Linked DNA regions of Homo sapiens: regions 1 and 2 are each linked to region 3. A link is an interaction called in ENCODE POLR2A ChIA-PET data of the cell type or tissue named here. Cell type or tissue: MCF 10A. All regions are shown on one strand. Region 1 overlaps LOC101928708 (a long non-coding RNA gene). Region 2 holds the start of LOC124903749 (a long non-coding RNA gene). Region 3 has its middle 24 kb from the start of ZCCHC14-DT.

Evidence for each region. ChIA-PET counts read pairs that join two places held together with the same protein. Peaks named below come from ENCODE experiments on the same cell type or tissue, not always from the same donor. Only the 100,000 strongest peaks of a DNase experiment are listed, where the experiment ranks them.
Region 1: POLR2A ChIA-PET joins it to region 3 with 6 read pairs; 2 of 35 experiments call an interaction of 5 or more read pairs at or near these places.
Region 2: POLR2A ChIA-PET joins it to region 3 with 8 read pairs; 1 of 35 experiments calls an interaction of 5 or more read pairs at or near these places.

The regions. Positions count from the first base shown.
Region 1 is chr16:87,219,096-87,223,095 of GRCh38, reverse strand. The region is part of intron 2 of LOC101928708 (a long non-coding RNA gene); the gene reads right to left. Among named protein-coding and RNA genes, the nearest start is that of C16orf95, 96 kb to the left of the region's middle. In MCF 10A, no CTCF peak of the experiment used is centred here; no DNase peak of the experiment used is centred here.
Region 2 is chr16:87,579,945-87,583,944 of GRCh38, reverse strand. LOC124903749 (a long non-coding RNA gene) reads right to left here and starts at 1,961. Exons shown (of 2, transcript XR_007065171.1): 1 at 1,787-1,961. In MCF 10A, no CTCF peak of the experiment used is centred here; DNase peaks (open chromatin) are centred at 1,584, 1,914 and 2,884.
Region 3 is chr16:87,515,784-87,519,783 of GRCh38, reverse strand. No RefSeq gene overlaps it. Among named protein-coding and RNA genes, the nearest start is that of ZCCHC14-DT, 24 kb to the right of the region's middle. RefSeq lists an enhancer at 328-925. In MCF 10A, no CTCF peak of the experiment used is centred here; DNase peaks (open chromatin) are centred at 1,103, 1,723 and 2,033.

The DNA of each region.
Region 1 (4,000 bases), 300 kb after region 3:
CATCAGAACGCAATTAAATGAGCCATGTGAAATCAAACTCCAGGTCTCTGGGGTCTTGAACAACCCCTAGGATCTAGTAGGTCTTAACGAACTTTTGTGAAATGTATAGATGAATGTATTTGGGCCCACATGTGAAGAGGGTGGACTTTAAGGTGGCAGATCTGAAGTCATTTGGCAGATAACTCAGCATGACAGGCATAAGCCAGCACCTAAAGAGGACAGAGGGTGTGGGTGTGCACCAGTCCTGGTGTCAAACCCGCGATTTTCCAGCGGTGGTACCAGAGGTAGATCTTATAACCTCTGTGGGCCTCAGCTTCTCATCTACCAAATGGGAACAGTGATTCTACCTATGCCTATGAGGGTTTTTGTAAGAAATAAATAAGTGAATGTAGACAAAGTGCATAAGATTAAATGTGCATGGTAAGTGCTCAGTACATGTTAGTTGCTACTATTTCTAGAAATATGATGCTGATAGTGATAATGATGGTGAGGGTGATGATAATGGTGATGATGATGGTGATGATGATAATGGTGGTGATGATGGTTGTGGTGGTGGAGGTGGTGATGATGGCAGTGATGATGGTGAGGGTGATGATAATGGATCACGATGGTGGTGGTGGTGATGGTGATGGTGGTGGTGATGATGGTGGTGGTGGTGGTGATGGTGGTGGTGGTGATGGTGATGATGGTGGTGGTGATGATGATGGTGGTGGTGGTGATGGTGGTGGTGATGGTGATGATGGTGGTGGTGGTGATGGTGGTGGTGATGGTGATGATGGTGGTGGTAGTGGTGGTGATGATGATGGTCATGGTGGTGGTAATGGTGGTGGTAGTGGTGGTGGTGATAATGATGGTCGTGGTGGTGATGGTGATGGTGGTGGTGGTGGTGATGGTGGTGGTGGTGGTGGTGGTGATGGTGATGGTGATGGTGGTGGTGATGGTGATGGTGGTGGTGGTGATGATGGTGGTGGTGGTGGTGATGGTGGTGGTAATGGTGATGGTGGTGGTGGTGATGGTGGTTGTGGTGATGGTGATGGTGGTGGTGGTGATGGTAATGGTGGTGGTAGTGATGGTGATGAGGTGGTGGTGGTGATGGTGATGGTGGTGATGATGATGGATGATGGTGGATAATGGTGGTGGTAGTGATGGTGATGGTGGTGATGGTGATGGTGGTGATTATGATGATGATGATGGATGATGATGGTGGTGATGATGATGATGATAATGGATGGTGATAATGATGGCGAGGGTGATGATAATGGATGATGATGGTTGTGGTGGTGGTGATGGTGGTGATGATGATGGTGAGGGTGATAATGGATGATGATGGTGGTGGTGATGGCGATGGTGGTGGTGGTGGTGATGGTGATGGTGGTGATGATGATGGATGACGGTGGATAATGATGGTGGTGGTAGTGATGGTGATGATGATGGTGACAATGGTGATGATGATGGTGAAGATATATTATGGTAATGGTTATGATGATGGTTATGATGTTGGTGATAATAAGTGTTTCTTGATAGGCTGAAGACTTTGACAGAATATATTATTGCATTCTAGGAAGATGTGAAGGAATTCAGCCACTCCTGGATGTTTTCTCTGCTTACTGCTGAAATGCCACTATTGAGTCCTTTATTGGGACTCAGCCTCATAACCCTCAATCTCCAAATGTATTATTTTTTCCTTTATGATATTGTCTTTACCTCTTGTTTAAGAAATCTTTCTCAAAATTTATAAAGCTATTTCCTGTGTTTTCCTCCACATTTTTAATTTTTTTGCCTTTCATATTTAGTTATTTAATGTATCTGGAGTTTACTGTTTTTCTATGAGTTGAACTAGGAATTTAGTTTTTATTACTTTATAATGGAATTCCTACTTTGCCACACCTCCAAGTATCCTTTAGTGCTTTTTTGTTGATCTGAACAATTTCCAGATTGTTAGGGGTTTTTTTGTTTTATTTGTTTGTTTTTTTGAGACAGAGTCTCACTGTGTCACCTAGGCAGGAGTGCAATGGTGCAGTCATGGCTCACTGCAGCCTCGACCTCCCAGGCTTAGGTGATCCTCCCATCTCAGCTTCCCAAGTAGCTGGGATAACAGGTACTCATCACTATGCCTGACTAATTTTTTTTTTCTCTTTGTAGCGATGGGGTCTTGCTGTGTTACCAGGGCTGGTCTTGAACTCCTGGGCTCAAGAGATCCTCCCACCTCGGCCTCCCAAAATGCTGGGCCACCATGCCCACCCATGAGCCACCATGCCCAGCCCATTTGTGCTTTAAGACATTGACCATGTATCTCAGTATTGGAAAGACAGCTTGTATCTTGTACTCCGCTGTGTGACTTATTTGAGTAACTTTGCTTCTCTGAGCCTCAGTTTCCTCATCTGTAAATGGGGAGACTAATTGAGTCCTGTCTACCTTTCAGGAGTACACTGAGGGCCACATGACATAATATATGTGAAAGTGCTTTGCAAACTGCAAAGTGTTTTGGAGGCTTCTAAGTCATGTGCTGGTGACTTTTGGCGAACCTTCTCTCTATGAGATATGTGTGTTTCGGGCTAGTCATTAATCCCAAATGGCCAGAGGAAGGGGGCTTTGAGCTCCATGGGCTTTGAAATTCCTTCAAGAGTTCTGTGCACTTTGTAAGTTATAGGCTGGCTCATATTATGCAATGGTTGTGACTCGTATTTTTTTCTCATGGGCCTACGTGGAGACGGTGTGCAGAATCTCGAGTGATGTCACGTTGGGGGTTGCAGGAAAGATGTCTTACACACTCCAGAATCTAATCCTTCATTTCCATGTTGAATAATAGTGACAGTGTCTGCCATTCACTGAGTGCCCTTAATGTCCTAGTCACTGTATGTGTGTTAACTGCAAAGTAGCTACCATTATCCCTATTTTACAGATGAGGAACCTATGGCATGGAAATGTCAGTGTGAAGGGGCTTTCTCATGACCACAGAGCTTGGAAAAGGCAGAGTTAGGAGTGGGATTCATGTTCTGTGACCCCAAAGTCCATGTTCTGTTTAGGGTACCATGCTGGCTTATCTGGTTTTTGTTCTCTGCCAGCCAACTAACATCAGTAACCAACCAACTAATGAACAATGATCCACCCACCCAACCAACTACCCAACCAACCAATCAGCTCATCAACAACCAGCCACCAACAACAAGCCACCAACCACCAACCATGCATGTTAGCATCAGTCATGTGCTCAGCACTGAGCTTCGGGAGGGAGAGGACATTCTGTCCCGGTCCTCGAGGAACTATGGGTCTGTGCCCTATTGCACTGCATTCTAGAGGTGCGTTCAGCGTCCTCGGCTGGATCGTCGCTTCTTTGGGGTGGGAGTTACAACCTGGTGGCCTCTGTATTGTTAGTGCCCAGCACAGGGGCGTGTGGCCGTCTGGGACAGGAGTGGGTGTGGGGCTCAGTAAATATCACACACACACGCTCTCACACACTCACCCTCTCACACACACATGCACTGACTCACACTTACGCAGTCTTCACACATACACACACACCTGCACTCACACACATTTATGCATTCTTCACGTACACATATACTCACATTTACACATACACACATGCACTCATACACTCACACACGTGCACACAAATTCACACACATGCACTCACACTTATGCAGTCTTCACACATACACACACATGCACTCACACGAATTCACACACACATGCACAAACTCACATTCACACAGCACAATCTCACATTCACACACACACATGCAGTCACACAAACACACATATGCACTCATATGCACTCACATATTCTCACATACATATGCACTCACACACACTCAAAACACATTCAGCCTCTAAACATGTCTGCATGCATGCATTCGTCCAGAGTCACGCTCATACGCTTGCACACTCCCTGTCACACTTTCACACACACATTGATTCTCAATTTCACACCCTCACTCTCACACTCTCATACACACATTCATGCACGCTCTCACACATACTTTACCTCTGTCTCTCT
Region 2 (4,000 bases), 64 kb before region 3:
AGGCTGGAAGTGCTGGGATTTTTCGCCCCAGGAGCAGCCCTCGTCCAACAACAAACGGGAGTCAAGGTTTGCGGTTTGTCCTGCGACTGCCCCCTGCCCCCACACTGCAGCAGGACAGAGCCCCAGCTGCTTACTGCCACATCTCGGCTGGCTCCTTCCCTTCCCCACTGCGCCCCCACTCTCCCACTGTGCTTCTTGGATCCCCTCCCGACAGACTCTTTCTACTCAGATCCCAGCTCCCAGGGAACTGGCTCCCCAGGGAATCCAATCTAAGACAGCAGGGCCAGCCTCTGACCCAAGAGAGGAACCGCTTTGTCATTAGTAAGAATGAATAATAATTTAGAAGGAGAATGAATAACAAGTAGGAGACCTTCCCAAGGCCACTGCGCCAGGCACGGCGAGATTTCTCCTTCTCTAGGGCTGCACGTGGCCCTGGTCCAGATTTTAGGTGACTCACATGTGCGTGTGTGTGTGTGTGTGTCATAGTGTGTCTCTGTATGCATGTGTGTGTATACATGTGTAATGTACATATGTATAGATATATGTATGCTTGCATGTGTATATACGTATATATATGTGAATTGTCCCTGTGTGCATGGCTGTGTATGTATGTGTATGTGTGTACTGGTACGTGTGTACATGCATGAATGTGTGTGTGTGTATGTATTAGTGTATGTGTGCATGTGTGAGTTTGCACACCTAATAATATCAAGTGCTTATCATGAGCCCAATATTGTTCTAAGAGTTTTATTTTTTTAACCCACTTAATTCTCACAACACTATAATTCGGGTCCTACAGTCATCCCCATTTTACAGATGAGGGAACTGAGACTCTAGAGGCAAAATGGTTTTCCTATGACCACACAGGTGGTGGCCAGTGGGGCTGGGATGCAAAGCCCTCTGGCTGGCTCTGCACCCACCTCCTCCTGAGCCTCCAAGGCAGATCCTGGAGATGTGAGCAGAGCTGTTTCCCCTGAGCCACACGGCAGAGGGACGCTCTGGCCCATCTTTCCCTTGGTTCTAGCTCCTTCCCATGCTAGGAAGGCAAGAAGGCCAGCGTGTATCTAGCGCGTGTGCTCATGGCACAGTCAGGAGGAAGCACTCCAGGAGACAGGCAGCTCCTGCAAGCTCACGGGGCGTGGGTGGTGTGGGAGACCTGGAGGCTCCAGAACGCCTGCCCGCAGCCTGGCCTCGGAGGGGAGGGGGAACCCCATATGTCCTCCAGGCTGCAGAGGCCTTTCCGTTTCAGCTAAGTGCTGGGAGCTTTGCTCCAAAATCACCCGAGGTCTGCGTAAGCTGCACGCCTTCTTCGACGGCCGATGGCTGGCAGGGCCGGCTCTCTGGTCTGAGGCAGCCCTGCCCCGGCTCTCGGGCTCGGCCGCTCTCCAGGGCACCTCCCGCCTGGCCTTGGCTCTTTCAGGGGAGCTGCCTTTGTTCTCCCGAACCTCCAGCTTTAGTGGGAAAGAAAAGGGCCAGGAGGGACCCACAGGCCGGGAGGAGCCTCCCACACGTATATTTAGCTGGAGCTGGGCTGCCGCCCGCCTGGCTCCAGGCCTCATCTGCCTGCTGGAGTTGGATCATGGGACCCAAGAGGAGCCGCCTGCGGTGACGCTGCTGACAGACAGACAGGCTGGCCGAGGCCAGAAATGGTATGTTTTGCAGCTTTTCCTGGACCAGAGGTCCCAGGACAGCGCTGGGTTTTTGTTGTTGGAAAATCAACTTGTTTTTTTCCTCCATTTGATTTTTGAAAATTTTGAAGATTAATGAGAAATATAAATCATCATACCGGAAAGCTGAGATCGCCTCTGCTCCACTATACAGCAAGGAAATGAACAGCTTCGCGCACACACAGCAAGGATGACTCTCACAGCACAAGTCTGTGTGCAAGAGGCCAGACCCTGGGAGGCTCTGTTTATGATGACTCAGAGGCCACAACCTTGGAAACTAGCCTGGGGCATTTGGAGCTGGGCTGGCCACCCTTGGGAGAGGAGGGAGGGCCTGGAAGGAGGTCTAGAATGTTCTATGCCTTAATCGGGTGCTGATTATACATGGGAATTGTGAAAATTCATCAAGCTGGACGTTCGCAATTTGTGCACTTTTCCGTATGTATGGGCAAATAAAATGTTTACTAATATTTTGCTAAAATTTTCCCCCTTTCTATTCTCAAGGAATCGTCACTATTAATATTTTGGGGTGTTTGCTTATACACATTTTTCCATGCATATACACATTTTTTTTCACAGAAAAATAAAATCATCTTCTACCTCCCGTGTGGTCACAGGAGGCAATAAATGCTGAAGCCACGCTGTGGGGGTCCCACGCTGAACTCTCCAGCCAAGCCACTCACCTCCTGAGTTGTTGTTGTGTGGGCGACAGTAGAACCTCTGTAGGTGTGAGCTCTTTAACTTGCTTTTTTCACTGAATCTAATGCAAACATCTTTCCAAACCAAGAACTAACAATTGTGCCTTACATACAAGGGAACCGTAAACACAGGGCAATGTCCAACTGGATCCTCTAAAATGTTTTTTATCCATCTTCAAGATGTAAATGTTTTGATTGTGGATGGAAAAGTCACATGAGTGCTTATAAAATATAATTCATTGATTAAATTAGAAATGCATTTTGAAATCAAAAGTGAGATAAGACAGGGTGTGGGGTAGAGACTAGCCAGTTGTTCATCAAATTGCTTCCTCTTACTCCTGACAGTACAGGTTGTCTCCATTTCCCAGCCTCTGTTGCAGTCAGGACAGTCACATGACAGAGTCTGTCCAATGAGATTGGGACATAATGGTGGGCACCGCTTCCATGCCTGGCCTTGGAAACTCCTCACACCCAGCCTTCCCCATCTTCTGGCTGGATGCCAGGAATCCTCCCCAGACACTGGAGCCTGGGTGATGGTGAATCCACCACAATGAAAGGGCCTGGGCCCTGAGTCACCATGTGGAAGACCACCCACACACACCCAACTAGAACTTGTGTGAAGAAGAAACCCATGGCGCCACCTCTCGTAAATGTCTGGGTTGACGGTGCAACAGTTGACTCACCCTCATGCAATGCATTAATTTAGAAGACATGCTTCTTCCACTTCACATTCGGGTCCCTTTACTCACATCCATCACCTGTGTCATCAACATTGGTGCCGTTATCTTCAAGAACCACTTCTTGAGTCTTCTAATTCTGTTTTCCAAAGCACATCATCTTCTTTTCACTTCTGAGTTCTTTGAGATTTTAATCCACTCGGGGCACTGTTGAGGGCCATTTTATCAAGACACAACTCTCTGCCAGGCACGGGGCTCACACCTGTAATCCCAGCACTTTGGGAGGCCAAGGTGGGCAGATCACTTGCGCTCGGGATTTTGAGACCAGCCTGGCCAACATGGTGAAACCTCGTTTCTATAAAAAATATAAAAATTAGCTGGGCGTGGTGGCATGCACCTGTAGTCCCAGCTACATGGGAGGCTGAGGTGGGAGGATCTCTTGAACCCGGGAGGCAGAGGTTGCAGTGAGCCAAGATCACACCACTGCACTCCAGCCTGGGCGACAGAGCGAGACTTTGTCTCTGGAAAAAAAAAAATATGACAGGTTTTATTCCGCTCCTGCCGCACGCGCCCCCCCCCCAACACCCCTGCTTTTTGACTTGTAGGCTTGAGTTCTGCTCCTCACGACCACTGTTTCTTTTTTTTCTTTTCTTTCTTTTTTTCCTTCCTTTCTTTCTTTTTTTTTTTTTTTCGAAGACAGGGTCTCACTCTGTCACCCAGGCTGGAGGCAGTGGTGCAATCATGGTTCCCTGTAGCCTCGACCTCCTGGGCTCAAGTGATTCTCTTGCCTCAGTCTCCTGAGTAGCTATGACTACCGCCGCCCACCACCATGCCCAGCTAATTTAATTTTTACTTTTTGTAAAGAGAAGGTCTTGCTATGTTGCTCAGGCTGGTCTCAAACACCAGGGATCAAGTGATCTTCCTGCCTAAGCCTCCCAAAGTGCTGGGATTACAGGGGTGA
Region 3 (4,000 bases):
ATATTTATATATATTTTATAATATATAATATATATTATTTTTCCTGTAAGTGATTCAGGTCGAATTTCTGTCATTGGCAGCCAAAAGAGTCCTGAGCTCACTAAGGGGCTCAACTGAGCCAGGACAGGATACTCTGGGACTTCTAGCAGCACAGAGCACTAGCTGGTGCTTGGAAATGATGTTTCCTCTGCTCTTGGCTAGCTGGAATCCCCAGGCCAGCATCCCCAAGATGAAATGTGCCCCTCCCTTTAGAAGGCAAGAATTGATGACAGTGAGTTTTTTGTTTGGTTTGGTTTGAAGTAGCCCAAATGTCCCCTTCCTGCCACGAGGGCAATGCAGCTTCTATCTTACAGCATCTGGGAGGAGCCATTTTTATGGCCTGGATCACTGAGACAGGAAGAGGGAGAGCAAACCGGGGGTTGGCACATTCCTCCCAGCTGGGTCCGGGGAATGTGGCTATTAGGAGAAGGACAGCCACCACAGCAGGCCCCTGTGATGAACCACACCTCCACTTTTGCACACCTGATTCCTGGCTGTCAAACCCTGCAAAGAAGGTCTTATCCCCATTTTACAAAGGAGGAAACTGAGGCAGAGAGAAGGGATGCAACTCGCCCAAGATCTATAGCTGGGAAGTTGTGACACCAGGCATTGGATTTCTGACTGCAGAGCGTGAATTCTCTCATGCCACGTTCACGGAGATAGGAGGGACACGGGGGAAGGGCGTTCAGGGCGAGGTGGACGGAGGCTTGGCATTGTGCAGCGATGGGGCAGCTGGCGTGTCTGCTGTGGCCGCAGCAAAGAGAGGAGGGCCTGGGTGTGGAGTGGACACTGACCAGGCGGCCTTGCTCCGCTCAGATAAATGAGGTTTGGCATCCTGCCGGGCCATTCTTTGGTGGCCTCTGTGTAAGCTGAGGCCTGGCTGTCCTGAGCCTGGCTTCTGGCTGCTGGTGAGTGGCTGTGGACCGTCTCCCGCTTGCCAGCATCGCCTTTGGTGCTTGGCTGGGTAGACAGAAATGAGTCACACTCCCCAGTCCTGCCCAAGCTCTCCCTGCCTCTGACCGGGGCACAGGCTGCCCGGTGTAATCCAAAATAAGCAATGTGTGGCCCCAGGGGTTGGGATGGGCAGGGAGGAAGCCCCATTAGGCATTCCTGTGAGGACAGCGTCCCTGAGCTGGGAGGACCCCGGCAGCTTTAGGCTGGTCAGAGGACGGCATCCGTCAGAGGTCTGAGTTCGGAGATTGTCCGTGCCTCCAATTAGCCACGTCGCCCTGAGCAAGTCCCCTCTGTAGCATGGAGCAAATTGATCCCGGAAGAACCTCCCAGCCAGAGGCTGCTTGTTAGTCCCCATCTTTCAGGCCCCCAACGCTGTTTCACTCCGGCCTTCCTGTGGGCTGGCTCTCATCTTACCTCTCCACTCTGTAGCTAGCTCAGGTCCTACCGGTAAACCCTTGCCTCCAGCCCCAACATGGTTAGCAAGAGCCAGGTTCTCTTGCTTGCAACCCCAAAACCCTAGCTGGAGAAGCAACTGAGGCATGTTCCGTGTCACTCCACCCGTCCCACTGCCCATGTAACCGCCAGCATCCCGAAGGGGCCCAGCGTGCTCAGCCTTGCATTGCACACAGCGTGTTCTGCCTAGTCCCATGGCGGCTCAGAGCCCACCCCAGGCCGGAGCCAGGCTGAAGGAATCCATGCTGGCGGCACGGATCCAGCACGGGAAGTGTCGCGAGAAACGCTCTGCAGAGCCTGAGCGGGGAGCTTTCCAGAAGTGGGGTGCGGCCACATGTGTCAGAGCTGCTGGGGAGTGCCAGGCAGGATGTGATTAATGTCGGCCGTGGGTGTGACAGCCAGCCAGCCCTCAGCCTCATTGTCAGAGTGGCTCGAACGCAGCCCCCTTTCCTCTCCCCACCCCTGCTCGCAGCACCCACCCCTGCTATGTGTGGCATCCCCTCTCCTCCCTCCAAGTGTACTGATCCACGGTGCCAGTCACTTAAAAATAGCATCCTACCCGAAACGTAGGCATGAGACGGAACTCCAGAAAAGGAGACAGCACCCCTCTTGTGCCTTGGAGCACGCAGATTCTTGAGCAATCTGTCCCTGGCGCTGACAAGGAGGGCCTCTCGCCGGCGCCTTCTGTTCCACTGGGGAAGGGAAAGCCCGTGTTGTAAGTCCCCCCATCTAAAGCCGGCATCTCAGCTCCACAGGGCTGGTGTGCTGGGCCACAGGGCTGCCCAACCAGGGTCACTCTCTCCCTGCCCAGGGGCTGGCCTGAGAACCATACCCTCGCCCTTCCTCACCCTCTCTGCTTCCCGCTGGGGGAGCCCTGGCATGAGATGTGAGAGAGGGCGGGGAGGGAGGCTGGGGTACTTATCCCCTATCTTTCTCCCTACAAGGCCAGCACAGGCTGGCCATGACCTTGACAGAAAATCTCAGGTCCCTCCACCTTCCACCCCGCCTCCATCCCTCAGGGCGCGTTGGCCCATCGAATTGCGTTCCCTGCAGACTCTATTGTGCGGCATGGTGGGTAATAGTGAAAAAAAAAACCGAAGGAGCCAAAATGTCCAAAAATAGAGGTCAATTGAGCTAATGACAACACTGGCACTGAGGAATCCTTTGTGGAAATTAAGAAGGATCTTTTAGGCTGCTGTGTTTCTTTGAATCTGAGAAGCCATCATTTGTTATTTGTATTACCAGTGTCATCATAACCCCCATTTTTGGGGGGAAAAAGAAGAAATAGCTGGCACATTTCTTTCGACATTGATTCTAAAACACATCCTTACTTCGAAACATTACAAAGTGAAAAAATATGCAATATGGTAAAATGTAATGATTTGGAGAATGTGTTCTCCATGTATTTTTAAGTTTTAAAAAAGTGGGTTAAGATACATTATGCCTGGTATTAAGAAAAAACTAACATGTCTATACATACATAAACTATCCTCATTCAACAATGACCAGATCCTATGAAATATACATGCATACACACCCACAGGAAAAAACCAGGAAGGACAGCTAACAAAAGGCCAGCGGCGCGGATTGCCGGGCCATGGGGCTACATGCACTTTTAGTTTTCTTCTTTGTATTTTTCTATTTCCGATTTTCTGATTTTATAAGTAGACAACTAAAATAATAATCGCTACCACTGATTATCTCCTTTCCACCTATCAGCACTTAACCTGTGCTGAACGCTTTGTAATGACGATCTCATTCATGTCTCCAACACCCATGGGAGTAGGAATGCTGGTTACCAGCTGTTCCACACACTGGGAAACGGAGGCTCAGGCAGCTATAAAGCAATGGAGCCGGAACCCAAACCCTGGTCATTCTGACTCCAGAACCGAGGCCCTTAACCATTATATTCTAGACACAAACTTCACCCTAAGGGTTTGCACCTTTTTGAGAATTTAACGCCATGTTGCAAGAGGGCACCCAAGGAAAATGTCACCCCTTTGCTGGCCAGGCAGGGACGCTGAGATGCTGACCACAGAGAGCCAGCCTCACAGCACAGCCTAAACAAAGGCCCAGGGCTGCAGGTGAGGACCTCCAAGTCTCTCTGGTCCTGAAAAAGCAACGTGTCTTGTGAGCCAATAAGGAACCCCTTGGATGCCAGCCGGGCTGACGTAGCTCAGGGCATCTCCGAGGCACTGTCAGCTGAGGCAGGACAAAGGAAGGGGATGTTCCCATGGCACCACGCTATGATGCCTTGACAAGGCCCCCTGCACCCTGTTTTGTGGTTCATTCTTATTTTGCTGAAAGGAGCTCTTCCGCTTCCTCCGAGATAAACATTCCTAACATCATTTCTTCTGAGCCGGCCAGCCAAGAGAACAGCTGGGAGCTCTCCGAGCACGGGGAGAGCGTGTTCATTTTCTGGAACTCAGCTGAGAATCTTTTCTCCAGGAGACCCCAATAAGCCATTGCAAATAAACAAAATGAAGTTGCTGGGGAAACTGGCGGCCAGGAAGCTAGAGCTGGTGTAGCCCTGGGGAGAAGAATGGAGTCAGCC